3 separate regions of the Homo sapiens genome follow, and regions 1 and 3 are each linked to region 2. Evidence: chromatin contacts called from ENCODE Hi-C or POLR2A ChIA-PET data. All regions are on one chromosome and are shown on one strand. Each heading gives the region's core, a stretch centred on a gene start or an enhancer-like site at or near the end of the contact. The rest is flanking DNA. Distances are from core to core; before and after follow the strand shown. Region 1 holds the start of FSD1L (fibronectin type III and SPRY domain containing 1 like). Region 2 holds the start of RAD23B (RAD23 nucleotide excision repair protein B). Region 3 overlaps ELP1 (elongator acetyltransferase complex subunit 1).

The links. Hi-C counts contacts between places; a loop is a spot of excess contacts on that map. ChIA-PET counts read pairs that join two places held with the same protein, here RNA polymerase II (POLR2A). Pooled maps may share reads with other maps.
Region 1: a map of GM11168 shows a loop between it and region 2 (7-fold over the local background). The contact joins the promoter of FSD1L here to the promoter of RAD23B in region 2. A Hi-C loop is called at or near these places in 1 of 168 maps with a recorded cell type or tissue (GM11168), 2 of 37 single-sample maps with no recorded cell type and 10 of 50 pooled maps.
Region 3: a loop to region 2 is called in a pooled map, with 4 times the contacts of the local background. The contact joins the enhancer-like site here to the promoter of RAD23B in region 2. A Hi-C loop is called at or near these places in 1 of 37 single-sample maps with no recorded cell type and 4 of 50 pooled maps. POLR2A ChIA-PET finds 5 or more read pairs at or near these places in 1 of 52 experiments (activated CD4-positive, alpha-beta T cell).

Annotation. Positions count from the first base shown.
Region 1 is chr9:105,446,684-105,449,383 of GRCh38, forward strand. FSD1L (fibronectin type III and SPRY domain containing 1 like) reads left to right here and starts at 1,351. Exons shown (of 14, transcript NM_001145313.3): 1 at 1,351-1,552. The coding sequence starts at 1,538. RefSeq lists a silencer at 1,232-1,841.
Region 2 is chr9:107,281,980-107,284,679 of GRCh38, forward strand. RAD23B (RAD23 nucleotide excision repair protein B) reads left to right here and starts at 1,300. Exons shown (of 10, transcript NM_002874.5): 1 at 1,300-1,716. The coding sequence starts at 1,651. RefSeq lists an enhancer at 629-788 and a silencer at 1,279-1,838.
Region 3 is chr9:108,884,729-108,887,428 of GRCh38, forward strand. All of the region lies in intron 29 of ELP1 (elongator acetyltransferase complex subunit 1), which reads right to left. Among named protein-coding and RNA genes, the nearest start is that of ACTL7A, 24 kb to the left of the region's middle. Within about 2 kb of position 1,288, at least 5 of the 41 ENCODE cell types and tissues checked have a DNase peak (open chromatin) inside an H3K27ac peak, as active enhancers do.

The DNA.
Region 1 (2,700 bases), core at 101-2,600, 1.8 Mb before region 2:
AGCACCTATAACCGTCTAGCACGTTAACTTTTTTTTTTTTTTTGGTTGGTCTTCTATACTAGATTGTAAGCTCTGTGAGAGAAACAGGGCCTTGCCCACTACTGAATTTTGTTTGTAGAACTGGTACAGAATAGGTACTCAATATGTATTTCCCTTTTATTCATTCATCATAAATGACTGTCTAATTGAACTTTTGTGAGCCTCTCCAGAGTCATCCAAATGGAAGATGAGGCCTGTCTGCTTGAGGAAGAACTTTCTCAAGCCTACTAAATTCCAAGCTTTCTAAAATCTTCATTGATGCCTCAGGCCACACCGAGCAGGTTCTAACTCCCCACTAAGAATGACTATAATGGGCCTGGCACATGCCCTGTAACCCACACCTGTAATCCTAGCAATTTGGGAGGCTGAGGTGGGCGGACTGCCTGAGCTTAGGAGTTCGAGACCATCCTAAGCAACATGGCTAGAACCAGTCTCCGCTAAAAGTACAAAAAATTAGCCAGGTGTGGTGGGGGCGCCTGTAATCCCAGCTACTCATGAGGCTGAGGCACGAGAATTCCTGGAACCCGGGAGGCAGAGGTTGCAGTGAGCCAAGATGGCACCACTGCACTCCAGCCTCGGTGACAGACCGAGACTCCATCTCCAAAAAAAAAAAAAAAAAAAAAAAAAGAGAATGACTATAATTTATTCACTACTAATTATGTACCATACGTTATTTAATCCTCACAATCCTCTGCAAAGTCCGCATTATTTCTCTCATTTTACAGATGAAACAAGCTCAGGCAGACTGACTTGCTCAAAATCATACAGGTAGCGAGGTGCCGGGGAGGATGGGTGGGTCCCCGGGAAAAACTGTGCCAGGCCCCAAAGCTCATATTAATCCCACACCCACGTTTCCGCCACTCTCATCCCTATATCCCTCCTCCCACGTTTCCACCACATCCCCTAAAGGTCTTTTCCCACGTTTTCGCTACATCCCCACCCCAGCCCTTTTCCTCCCTTTGGACCGCTGGGTCCGCTCAAGCCTGGCTGCCCCTCGAAGGATAGTGTGGGGAGGGGCTTCAGATGCGTGCTGGGTGGAGGGTGGGCTAATCCGTCTCCAGCACCAGATACTCTTTCCTTCCCGGGCCCTCCGCACCGGCCGGCTGCTGGATGCCCAGTGGCCTATTTCAGGGCCGGAGAGACCGCTATCGCTGGAGGAAAAAGGATGGGGGAAGGGAGTGCAGCCTGCAGAGGCACTAGCGGTAGACAGACGGGCGGCGCTCCCCACCCTCCACGGCTACTTCCCGGGAGCAGTCAGCCGCTGCGCGCAGGCGCGGTGCGCTCCTCAGCCCCTCCCTTCTGCGGGCCGCCCTTTCACCCTGGCAACCGCGGCGTGACTACGGCGCGCGCGGTCTGGGCGCGGACGGGTGGGGCCGGGCGGTGCCGGTGCGGGCTGGGGCAGTGCAGTGAGTAGCGGTCTTGGGGTGTGCGATCTCGCTGAGCCTCCTCACACGGTTCGTCGTCTCGGGTTCGAGCCCAGTGGGCTTAGCCACTCGCCATGGACTCCCAGAAAGTAAGCGGGGGAGGGGAGCCCGGGGCTACCGAGACAAGCCGGGCCGGCACAGGGTGGGCGGGGCGCCTGGGCCCGTGGGCTGTGGGTGCGCGGGGTGGGCCTGGCCGGGCGTCCGGGCTGCTGCTGCGGAGGGCAAGGCCGCCCGGCCGCTCTCTGGGCGGGAGCTAAGAGGCGCCCACACGGATGCGGGGACCGCGCCCGGTGACTCGGGCTGGCCTCTGCTCTGCGCGCTGTCCGGGGCCCTGACTCTGGAGGAGAAACGGAGCCATCCCCCTTTTAAAATCAGCCACTCTGCAGCGCTTTAGGCCGGTTTTCATGCCTGCAGACTGCGAGCGTGCTGGTGGGGGTGTATCCCTCCTCAGCAGGTGAGGAAACCGAGGCACAGCCTTTTTGGTGTCTCCCTGCTGACGCCGAAAGCTGGGGCTTTCTCCTCGACCAAGTCTCGTCTCAGCACCACGCTCTTTAGGTCAGGGACCGAATCTCCTTTGTACCGCCCACCGCTCCCCTTCCCATGACTTTTCCTAAGTAGATCTTAGTGTTTAGTGTTCGTTGAATGGAGGGAAAAGACTTCAATTGTTAGGGCAGCCTTCCCACTCTCTGACCAGTTGGTGTTGCTGGGCACAGTTACTTAGGGGTCGTTGTGGAATGTTTTATACTTTCCGAACAGTTGAGGAAAGGTTATATAATCGTAAAGGTTCAATTCAGAAGTATTTGGAGAACAAAGCCAATGTCTTGAATACAGTTAGAAGTGAATTATTCAGTCATAATCTCCATATGAAAATAACCACCCTGTTCTCTTTGTTAGACTATAACGTAATTGAAATATAGTACAGGGTAGGAAAGAAAAAACAAGGAGTATTAATAATGTAGCAGGGAAAACAAAGACATATCTAAGAGACTATTCTTTTCTATTATTAGAAAGCACGGGAAAGACTTAGAACAACGTTTTCTACAATTTTGTCTACATTCACCTTCTTGAGGATCACTTCACTGAGGGCATGAGAGAATAATGATGTGTTGAGCATTGACTATTACAGTATTTAACAAATATGCATATGATTTCATTGTATGTGTTGGTCTTGAAACTCACCTTGGAATGCATGACTATTCTTAAGGCATTTTTTAAAAATTAGATTTTGTGTATTTTG
Region 2 (2,700 bases), core at 50-2,549:
AAAACAAAAAACAGGGGAATAGTGGCACACCCTGGGACACAGACTCTGGAGTCATTCTGTCTGAGGTCACATTGTGGATTTGCCATTTACTACTGGCTGGGTTATTCCAGGTGCATTACTCAACATCTCTGTACTTCAGTTTTCTATCTGTAAACGGACTTTCTACTAATAGCTAACTGCTTACAGACTGTTTATCATGATTTTACATACAATATTCAACTTCCCCCTCCAATAATCAATGAGTGACATTATTATTCTCATTCTACTGCTGAGGATCCAGAAGCACATTCACCCATTCCACAAATATTTACCGTGCACCTGCAATGTGCCAGGCATGTTCATGGGTGAACACAGCAAAATCTTTGCCTCTGTGCAGCTTCAGTCTGGGGTTCACAGGAAAAGGAGAAAGATGATAAACAAGAGATACGTACATTACAGGGTAATTATAAAGGGATACCCGCTATACAAGAAAACAGAGCAGGATAACAGAGATAGGAAGTTGGGATTTTAAGTAAGGCAGCCAGAACAGACCTCACCAAGAAGGCAATATCTGAGCAAGGATGTTAAGGGAGCCGGGGGCAACCTAGAATCCACCAGTGGGGAGAGTAAGGCGACTCGGAGAAAGGCGAGGGGCTAATGCATCCGTTCTAATAACTCTGACTTTAACTCGGGGCTAGATGGGGAAACACTGGACAGTTCTACCCCGAGGTGTGACAGAACTTGACCTTCATTTTAAATCGGTCCATCTGTTTAGGCTAGTGAGAAAAAACAATATTTGAACTCGGGCAGTCCAGCTCAGGAGTCTGTGCTGTCGGGATTAAAGAATCAGTCGACACCCCCAGGGCTGAGCCCCGCAGCAAGCGCCCCGCGGGTGCTGGCCCCCAGACTGTGGTTACCGCCATCCTTTCACTTAAACTCCGCCCCGATTACTCCCCCGCTCCAGGGCTCCGCATCCACTCTGCCGGGTCTCCACGAAGCGCTTCCCGGGCTACACATTGCGTAACTTCGGCAGCCGGGCGGAGCCTGCACAGAGGCGGAGCCGCGGCAGCCGGAGAGAACGCCCCAGCAATAGTCGCTAGGAGGAAGCCCCAGGAGCCCTTGCCGCCCACGGAACGCGCCTGCGTAATCCGGGTCCAGGCCGCCGACATTCCAGGACCGCCTTCCGCCCCGCCCCCAATTCTGGGGCGGAGTCCTCGGCCGCGCCGGCGCAAAGCGTCGCCGCACCCCACGCCTGCGCGCTTCGCCCGCCCGGCCCCATCCCCCCAGGTTTTTCGCGTGGGGGAGGGGGCACGTCTCGGCGAGTCACGATGATGGCGGCCACCATCCTGTGGTGAGCTAGCGGATTCCCTGCTTGTCTCGCCGACCCCCTCGCGCCTTCTGCAGACTCCGTGGCTGGCGCTCGGCGCGTGAGGAAGCACGGCGGCCCGAGTTCGCGGGGAAGGCCGCAGTCGCGGAGGCAGCGGCGCGGTCCGGGGCACGGGCTGGGGGAGAGGCCGCTCCGCTGGGCGAATGTGACAAGCCCCCACCCCCACCGCCTTCCTCCCCAGAGCGCGAGGAGCGCGGGCGACCCCGGGGCCCCGCCAGGCCACAGACCCCGCCCAGCGGCCAGCACCCGGCGCAGGCCCGGCAGCCGAGCTGCGCGGCGGCACCATGCAGGTCACCCTGAAGACCCTCCAGCAGCAGACCTTCAAGATAGACATTGACCCCGAGGAGACGGTATGCGCGCGGGCCGGGGGCAGGGGCAGCCGCGTGCGGGCCGCGGGGAGCGCCAGGAGCTCGTGGGGCCGGGCGGCGCGCTCCAGCGGGGGAAGCCCCGGAGGGCGCGATGAGGGCCCTGGGTCCTGGTGCCGGCCCTGGCGGCGTACAGCGGAGCCGATCCTCCTGTCTTGGCCGTGGGCTTTGTGGCAGGAGAATGGGGAAGCAGTGGCCGGACGCCGAAGGCCTGGTGGCAGATGGCGTGGAGCGCACGCCCGCGGGCCTGGGCCTAGGAGCTCGTGCTAGCGGGGCCGGAGGGGGATGGGAAGGTCCAGGCCGTCTCAGCCGTAGAGCCTGGCTTTCTGGTATGGGTGCACAGGTGGGGGAGGGAGACGTAGGCGTCGCCACTACCCCTGTGTGGACCTGGTTAGCCGCTTAGTTCCCAGAGTTGGTAACCCGAGAAGATGAGCCTTAAGAAAAAAAAAAGTATCAGGTTCCGTTTGCCGCCGAGAGGTGAGTGGTGGTGAAAATGAATTTGCCCCTTTCCCCTCAGAATTGTTTACCCTTTTATTTGCAAATGAATCGTTCTGCTGCCTTCCTCCCGCCACCAAACCCACACCCTTGCGTAGATTGCACTTTGAGGCCTCTTTGGTGATGGTTTTAGCTGTTAGAGCTCTTCACAGCCATCCAGGCTCAAACTAAACTTCAGATTTAACGGGTTTTCTGTGTTAGAAATCTTGGAATTGTAGGAGTTGGAACGCTGCAGCCACCCTCCCCCGATGCCCCAAACAGTAGCAGTTCAAGGGGGAAAAAAGAAAAAAAAAACAAAAAACAACAACTTTGAATCCTTTCTGCAGTTAAAGCCTTAAACATTTCAGAAGTCCACATTATACATTTTTCTGTATTTGTGACTGCATAAAGAGACACTGTTGAGGTCAGTACAACTTTATGCCAAGAATCTAAAAACGCTGTGAGTGTAAATTTACTGCTTATGTTCGGAAATAC
Region 3 (2,700 bases), core at 38-2,537, 1.6 Mb after region 2:
TTATGGCATTATATGCTTAAACTATAAAGTAAGGAATCATCTCAAATCAATAGCTTTAAGCCATCACCTTGGTCAGGCACAGTGGCTTACACATGGAATCCCAGCACTTTGGGAGGCAGAGGTGGAGGGATCACTTGAGGCCAGGAGTTTCAGACCAGCGTGGGCAACTAGTAACACCCCATCTCTACAAAAAAAATTAAAAATTAGCCAGGCATGGTGGCATGCACCTGTAATCCCAACTACTCTGGAGGCTGAGGGGGGAGGACAGCTTGAATGTAGGAGTTTGAGACTGCAGTGAACCATGATCGTGCCACTGCACTCCAGCCTGAGCAAGAGTGGGACCCTGTTTCTTTAAAAAAACAACAACAACAAAAGAAAAAAATAAGAAAAAAATAAAAGTAAGCCATCACCTTAAGAAACTAGAAAAATAAAGAGCAAATAAAATAATAAAATAATAAAAAAAGAATGATATAGAATACAGAAAAATCATAGAGAAAAACAATGAAACAGTTCATTCTTTAATAAGATCAATAAAATTGATAAACCTCTGGCCAGAATAATCAGAAAAAAGAAGACACATCAATATCTAGAATGAAAGACAGGACATCACCATAGACCCTACGGACAGTAAAATAAGAGAATACTATAAACACTTCATACCAATAAATCTGACAATTTAGATGAAATGAACAAATTACTTGAAAGACATAAACTACCAATGCTCATTCCAGAAGACACAGATAAACTTGAATAGGCTAATGTCTACTAAAGTAACTGAACTAATAGTGGAAAAGCTTTCATTAAAGAAAACTCCTGGCCGAGATGGCCTTACTGGTATATTCTACTAAACATTTAAAGAAAAAAATATCTCCCAAGAGCTGGGAGAAAGAGCTGAGCTGTCAGGTGTTGGAGTAGCTGATCAAAGCAACAAGTCAAAAATGAATTAAGCCTTCAGGCATTGCATTGGTATAAGCAAGAGGCTAAAACCAGGGAAAGCACCAACTCTCTCTGTTCCATTTTTTCCCAAGGAACAACTCACTAGTCAAGAGTCAGCTGGATCCACACAGACATGAGGGTTGGTTCACTGTTGAAGGAGCTTGGAAAAAAAGGCTTTAGCAGTTTGATGGATCTTGGGGGTATGGGTGCAAAGGAAGGGGGCTAAGGGTGGAAAAGTACTGGGTAGTGAGTCACAGTGGAAAAAAATGTCAAGGTTTTTCCACTCCTTCTTGCATAAACAGGCCTTGGCAGAGGTGCCTGAAGAAGACCTTGGCCCATGGCCTCAGATAGAGAGACCTAAGAATGAAAGTGCCAGGACTCTCAATGCAAATACTGTTACAAGAGCATGACTAACAGGGGGCCCTGAGTCCTTGACTGCAACTCCCTTTAGAAACTGTAATGCATTGGCAGTACGCCAAGTCTGGTGTAGGGAGGGCAGCTTTTCCCCATGTGGCCTCCTAGGTAAAGTCTGTAATTGTTTATGGTCAGGTCTGAAACATCACACATAGGTTTTTAACCATAAGCTAGACTCTCATACCAATTCTACATGAAATCCTCCAGAAAACAGAAGTGTAAAGGACACCACCCCTCATTTTTGTCACCCCTCAATGACAGCAGCATTATCCTGATACCCAAAACATGGCAAAGACACGAAAAAACTACAATATCCCTCATGAACACAAACACAAAAATCCTCAAGAAAATTTTAGTAGATCTAATCTGCCACAAGAGAAAAAGGGTAATAAATCTATAATACCAAGTGGGGTTGAACCCAGAGATGCAAGGTTGGTTTAACAGTAGAAAATCAATCACCTAGTCCCCCATATCACTCGTCTAAAAACAAAACCCTTCATAGTTGAAAATGCATTTGACAAAATTTAACACCCATTCATGATACAAACTCTCAGAACAAGGAACAGAAGGGAATTTCCTCAAACCAAGAGGGCAGGAATTGGCAAATTTTTCCTGTAAAAGATTAGACAGTAAATATAGGCCTTATGGGCCAAACTATCTGTGTCACAACTCTAACTCTGCTGCTGTAGTGTTAAAGCAGCCATACACAAGATGTAAACTAATGAGCATGGCTATGCTCCAATAAAGCTTTATTTACAAAAACAGGTGGCATGCTGGATTTGTCACAGGTTGTAGTTTGCCAACTCTGCAATAGAGAGCATTAAAAAAAAAAAAAAAAGCAAATATCAGGCCAGGCACGGAGGCTCATGCCTGTAATCCCAGCACTTTGGGAGGCTGAGACAGGCGAATTGCTTGAATCCAACAGTTCAAGACCAGCCTGGGCAACATGGCAAAACCCCATCCCTACAAAAAATACAAAAATTAGCCAGGCATGGTGGCATGTTCCTGCAGTCCCAGCTACTCAGGAGGCTGAGGTGGGAGGATCGCTTGAGCCTAGGAGGTCAAGGTTGTAGTGAGCTGAGATCACACCACTGCACTCCAGCCTGGGTGACAGAGCAAGACTCTGTCTCAAAAATAAAATAATATAGAATAAAATTTTAAAAAAGCAAACATGACACTTAATGCTAAAAGACAAGTGAATTTTCTCCAATATCAGGAAAAAGGCAAGGATGTTCACTCTTAACACTTCTATTCAACACCACACTGGAAGCCCTAGAAAATGCAATACAGATAGAAAAAAGTATTGATTGTAAGAAAGACATAAAACTATATTTATAGAAACCATGTTTG